2 separate regions of the Homo sapiens genome follow, and region 2 is linked to region 1. A link is an interaction called in ENCODE POLR2A ChIA-PET data of the cell type or tissue named here. Cell type or tissue: MCF 10A. All regions are shown on one strand. Each heading gives the region's core, and the rest is flanking DNA. Links, peaks and the distances in the headings are about the cores only. Region 1 has its middle 4.8 kb from the start of AFTPH-DT. Region 2 has its middle 7.5 kb from the start of LINC00309.

What was found. ChIA-PET counts read pairs that join two places held together with the same protein. Peaks named below come from ENCODE experiments on the same cell type or tissue, not always from the same donor. Only the 100,000 strongest peaks of a DNase experiment are listed, where the experiment ranks them.
Region 2: POLR2A ChIA-PET joins it to region 1 with 5 read pairs; 2 of 35 experiments call an interaction of 5 or more read pairs at or near these places.

Annotation. Positions count from the first base shown.
Region 1 is chr2:64,517,934-64,520,855 of GRCh38, forward strand. No RefSeq gene overlaps it. Among named protein-coding and RNA genes, the nearest start is that of AFTPH-DT, 4.8 kb to the right of the region's middle. In MCF 10A, for the core only: no CTCF peak of the experiment used is centred there; no DNase peak of the experiment used is centred there.
Region 2 is chr2:64,211,543-64,214,464 of GRCh38, forward strand. No RefSeq gene overlaps it. Among named protein-coding and RNA genes, the nearest start is that of LINC00309, 7.5 kb to the left of the region's middle. In MCF 10A, for the core only: no CTCF peak of the experiment used is centred there; DNase peaks (open chromatin) are centred at 949 and 1,549.

The DNA of each region.
Region 1 (2,922 bases), core at 117-2,616:
GCTGATCCTGTTCATGTACCAAGCTGCCTCTTTCTGACAGCACAATGTCAGCATCCCAGGCCTGGCTGCAATAGAGAAGTGTGGGGGACTGTCTTTTTTTGAGACAGGGTCTCACTGTGTCCCCCAGGCTAGAGTGCAGTGGCTCAGTCACTTCTCACTGCAGCCTCAACCTCCCAGGCCCAAGTGATCCTCTTACTTCAGCCTCCCAAGTAGCTGGGACCACAGGTGTGCGCCAATACACCCGGCTAATTTTTTTTATTATTTGTAGAGATGGGGTCTCCCTGTGTTGCCCAGGCTTGGGACAGTCTTGAAGGAGCATCATCTCAGGGCCAGGAGCAGCTTCTGGGTTCACGGCATTGATCTGGTTGGAGTTCCCAAAGGGCAATGGGAAGTTCCACTGGTGCTCTTCATGGGGCCACTTGAATGAAGACTCGAAGAAGAGATAGCCAGGAGAGTAGCTTTGGAGCTAGGGGTACATGGAACATGTTAAAGACTTTGAAGTGAAAGTGGTGGGCTCCTGAGAAATAACAATGAGAGGATTATCCCTAAATTCTTTATATACAAGATCCTAGCCTCCAAAGACATCTGAGATCATTCAAGACTTGCAGCATGAGAACAGTGCCTGGACAAACCATACTTTACTGGAACAGCTATAGGGTTGAGAGAAGCTCCCTCTGGGACCCCCGCAGAGAGGAAGGGCTGGTTTTTGGGAAGGGGAGGGCCTAATGCATGGGGCCTCAAGGAGCTGGAGAAGTACTCCTCAGCAGAACAATTGGATACACTGGGGCAAACACATATCTGAAATGAAGCATTTCTCAAACTATTCCAGCAGATCTTCCTCTTCTTTGAACTTGTTACTTTTATTGTCAATCCTATGCAGCTTCAGCACTTAATTATTCTCCATTTGATAGAATCAGAAGTTTCAAGGTGACAATTGTTTCAGGTATATCAGTCTTGTCTCCCCAACTAGACTGTTAACTCCTGTTTCTGGGCAGGAACCAAAGCCTGTTTCTTTACAGTCCCTCAGCACAGAAATAGAGGAAGCTGAGTGCATAAAGGTGTTCAGTAAATTGTTAATTAATTTAAAAAGAAAAATTACAAAAATAATAATCAAGGATAGGATCATAAATTGATATTACACCTGTATAACTATAAAACAATTGAAAGACATGATAAATAGCAAAGCCTCAAGAAAGCTATTAAAAATACATTAAATTTTTCAGCTGGGCGTGGTGGCTCATGCTTGTAATCCCAGCACTTTGGGAGGCCAAGGCAAGCGGATCACCTGAGGTCCAGAGTTCAAGACCAGACCGGCCAACATGGTGAAACCTCGTCTGTACTAAAAATACAAAAATTAGCTGGCCAAGGTGGCGCACACCCGTAATTCCAGCTACTAGGGACGCTGAGGCAGGAGAATCGCTTGAACCCAGGAAGTGGAGGTTGCAGTCAGCCAAGATTGCGCCACTGCACTCCAGCCTGGGCAACAAGAGAGAGACTCCATCTCAAAAAACAAACAAACAAACAAACAAACAAACAAAAAAAACAGAAATACATTAAATTTTTTTTTCTAGAACTACCCACGCCACTCATTCAATGGAATGTCATTTACTGAATAAATATGTATCGCCATCAACCATGTACCAGGCCACTTTCTTGAAGTTGGGAATATAGAAATGAATAAAGCAGACAGAAGTCTCTGCCTTCATGCAACTGTTAAAATTGCATGAAAACTATTTCTATTGTATTTCCCTGGATCCTATGACTACACAAATTTAAAGACAGATGTAGGTTTTAAACAAAGGTTCAGCATTGTACAATAGAAATATAATGTGAGCCACATTGTGATTTAAAATTTTCTAGTAGCTAGTTTTAAAAAGTAAAAAGAAACAGGTGAAATTAATTTTAATGTTTTACTTTATATATTTTTGTCATGACTCACTGCAAGGTTTCCACTTCTCTTCACCTTGAAATAAGGGACAAAAGTAGAAATAGAGTTATCACTTCCACAGTGCCCTGAGGCCAATCTCCTTCAAAATAAAGGAGACTTTTCTCCTGAGAGACAAGTTGCTCAGAAAGGTCATGTTTTCTCCAGGTGATCAGGCTGAATTTCACAACATAGCAGGTTGATAGTGGAACCATTATAGCACATAATGAGCCCTTCAAAGCTTTGCTCAGAGCCAAAAGAGAGGCTTGAAGACTAGAATAAAGAAGAAGGTTGGGCTGCAGCTCCCTTCAGGAGAACACTCCATCTATATTGCTCCATATGTGGTAAGCCCATGAGTGGGTACAGGTTCAGTCCTTGGGGCTGTGAAGTGCAAGATCAAGGTGCCAAGAGATTTGGTTGTTTGGTGCGTGCTGTTCTCTGCTTCCAAGATGGCACCTTGTTGTCAAATCCTCCAAAGGGGGTGGAACGCTGGTCCTCATGTAGCAAAAGAATATGTCTAGATAAATCTAGGAAATTAGTTTGAGGTCTTTGATTTAAATGTTACGTATTCAGGTCAATTACCACTACCAGAAGCCCATCCTTCAAAAGTTTTTCGTTGGAAAGTTCTATAAAATTTGTTAGAACTTTATATACAGAATTTGAGCCTTTAAAAAATTTGCTGAAAAAGTTTCAGCACCTTTAGAAATAATGTAGTCAAACAGCAGTTTCTTCCCTACCTCTCCAATTTTATGGATAAAATTAATACTGTCTTAACAGGTTAAGACATATTAAATATTGAAATATTCAATATTTTCCCTGATACATTGAATATGTCCATAAAGTTCTAGATATCCAGTACTCCAGGAAGTACTATAACACCAAATTGTAATTTTTATTATTTATGCAATAAATTTGATAAGCAAATCCAAGAAAGATCAGTGGGAATGATTAAGAAACAAAATCTCTGTTGCTCATCACACTTTGGGAAAGTCGCTCAT
Region 2 (2,922 bases), core at 289-2,788, 310 kb before region 1:
TATCACGCCTCTGCTGGAAAACTCACAATAGTGCCCTCTTTCATTCAGAGTAAATACAAGTCCTTACAAAGGCCTACACCACTCAGATGACCAACTCTTCATTACCTCTTTGGCTTCATCTCCTGCTAACCTCACCTTCACTCATTCCATGCCAGCCACACTGGTCTCCTGACTGTTCCTCAAACACTCCAGCTATGTCTGTTCCTCAAATGCCCCAGCTATGTCTGTTCCCTCAGACGGGGATACTTTCCCCCACAGCACATGACCCACCCCTCATCCTCATCACCTGTTCACTCAGTTCTCACCTTCTCAGCAAGGCCTCCCCTGCTGCCTAGCTGAAACTGAACTTGCCTTCCCTCTCCACAGCTGGCACTCCTGATGCCTTACCCTGGTCTAACATTTCCTTTTCCCAAAGCATTTATCGCATGTAATATCCTACTGAAATTACTTACTTATTGTGTTTATAGTTTGTTTTATGTCTTCTACCTAGAATGTAACCTCTATAAAGACAGAGATCTTTTGTTGTTGTTGTTCACTGATGTATTCTAAGCACCAGATCAATGTCTGCCACATGGTAGGAAATCAGTAAATATGCTTGAATAAATGAAAGTTCAGAACTTCAGAGACAGGAACGACAAAAATGAGAAAAGTCTATAAAAATCATATCTGTGGGCCCAGCATGCGGGCTCATGCCTATAATCCCTGTGCTTTGGGAGCCCGAGACAGGAAGATTGCTTGAGTCCAGGAATTTGAGACCAGCCTGGGCAACATAGTGAGACCTCATCTCTACCAAAAAATAAAATTAAATTAAAATAAAATAAATTAAAATACAAAAGTTAGCTGGGCTTTGTGGCATAGCATTGTAGTCTTAGCTACTTGAGAGGCTGAGGTGGTAGGATTGCTTAAGCCCAGGAGTTTGTGGTTAGAGGGAACTATGATTGTGTCACTGTACTCCAGCCTGAGCAACAGCAAGAACTTGTGTCAAAAAAACCGCACTCCCCCCAAAAAAAAACAAAACAAAACACATCATATCTGTGTTGATTCAGTGAATTTAAAAGGAATTTTTTCACTTACTTCCTGATAACAGAAATAAGCATATGACTTTGCAAATTTACATATTAAAAGCACCCATGACAGTTTATTCACTTCAACTGTTGTTTTTGAAGAACTCAATAAGTGCCTTTTCTTTTCAACCCTTCTTTTTTTTTTTTTTTTTTTTTTTGATAAGCCTCCTTTTAAATACTCAAACCATCTGGGTATTTGTACTCTGAAGGCATCAGAAAGGCATGTAGCTAAAGCATAGAACTGATCAGGTTTCATGGTCAAAACGACACCTCAACATTTATTCTGTATCTTTGAAGGACAATACCCATAGCTCCCATCTGGAGAGTACTCACAGTGTTCATAGCACTGGGTAGAGGGCTTGAATTCCTATCACCTGTGTTTTCAGCTGAAAACAAGTGGGATTCTGACTCACAAGTTGGCTTGTGGGTAAAACCATTGACTACAGTTGGTCCGGGTCTGATGACCACTGTAGCTGTTACAAGTTTGTACTAATGCTTCTCTTTTTGAGACATTTCAAGTACTTTTCTCAGTATTATGAGGTAGATTACATGTACGAATGACTCAACATTTCTGAGGCTGCTTAAGAGTGTTTTCTGGTAAGCCTAGCCACTACATCATAGGTGCATGGTAAATGACAACATGGTTTGTATAGAGGTTAAAAAGGGCCATTCATCTCACTGCCCTCATTGGAAGGCCTAAAATAGTCCAAGATATTTTATTCTGTGGTTTTCACCTATGCCCTTTTCCCTTGTCCCAGGAAGACTTAAGTGGATTTGCTGTAATAACTGTGTTATGCTATGATAGATAGAATCTGTGTTATGATTAAATAGTTGACGTCTGTTTATAAAAAGTAACTTTTACAATTTATAATGGAGGTTATATTACTTAAAGTAGTTTTATTTGAAGAAATAAAAATTCATCACTCAATTTCAATACTAGGGCTTGAGATTACTGTTGTATTTTTAAATTCAAACCATTAGATGAATATAATTATAGGAATATGATAACATTGTAGGAATTTGGGGAAGTTTTAAAAATTACCCATAATTTCATCTAACCATTATGATCATTTGTACATATTTCCTGTCAGTCATTTCCTAAATGCATGCTGCTTATTCCTATAACTGAAACTAATACCAGTATCACTGGATGGTAAGTTCTTTGAGAATGGGGCCCCTTTCTGATGATTCTGTGTATACCCGTAGTTTAACACAGAGCCCAGTAGAGGCAGATGCTAGAAAAATTATTGCAAAAGAATGGATTAATAAGCAGATCTGCTGAGGATCTAAAACTTAATTAAGTACAACCAATGCTGGATTGATTATTTTGTTGATTCACAAGAAGAGGCCAAAGTCCCAACCCTCAGCAAAGATCAGCCATTCTATGACCTCCTCTTCTGCTCAGATCTCTAGGGGCAGCACGGGAGAGGAAGGGGACAGTCAAATGGTGATGTGTTACTCTCCTGCTTTGCTCGAAAACGATAGCAGTAATTTCTCTTACTTCTCCATTCCTTGTCTGCAGATCACCTGGCCCTAGAATGGCCTTATATCTCTGAGATACAGACTGACGCTAATAAATGAGTTGCTGATCCTAAAATAAAAGTGGAAATCAGGTTTGGAGTTTGATGTAAAAGCTGGAGAGGCACAGGTTTGTTGCTCATTTAGATTACAAATGTCATCGAAAATAGAAACCAAAAAGGTTAGGTAATTTCTAAATTAATCACTCTTAGAATAATTACCATGTCACAGCATCTGTGTGCTTTGGTAGAATTTGAATAACACTTTTTTGCTCAGAATAATGTTCTATTCTTGTCACCAAATAATACTTGACGTCTGTGCTCTTGTACTCCCGAACTGC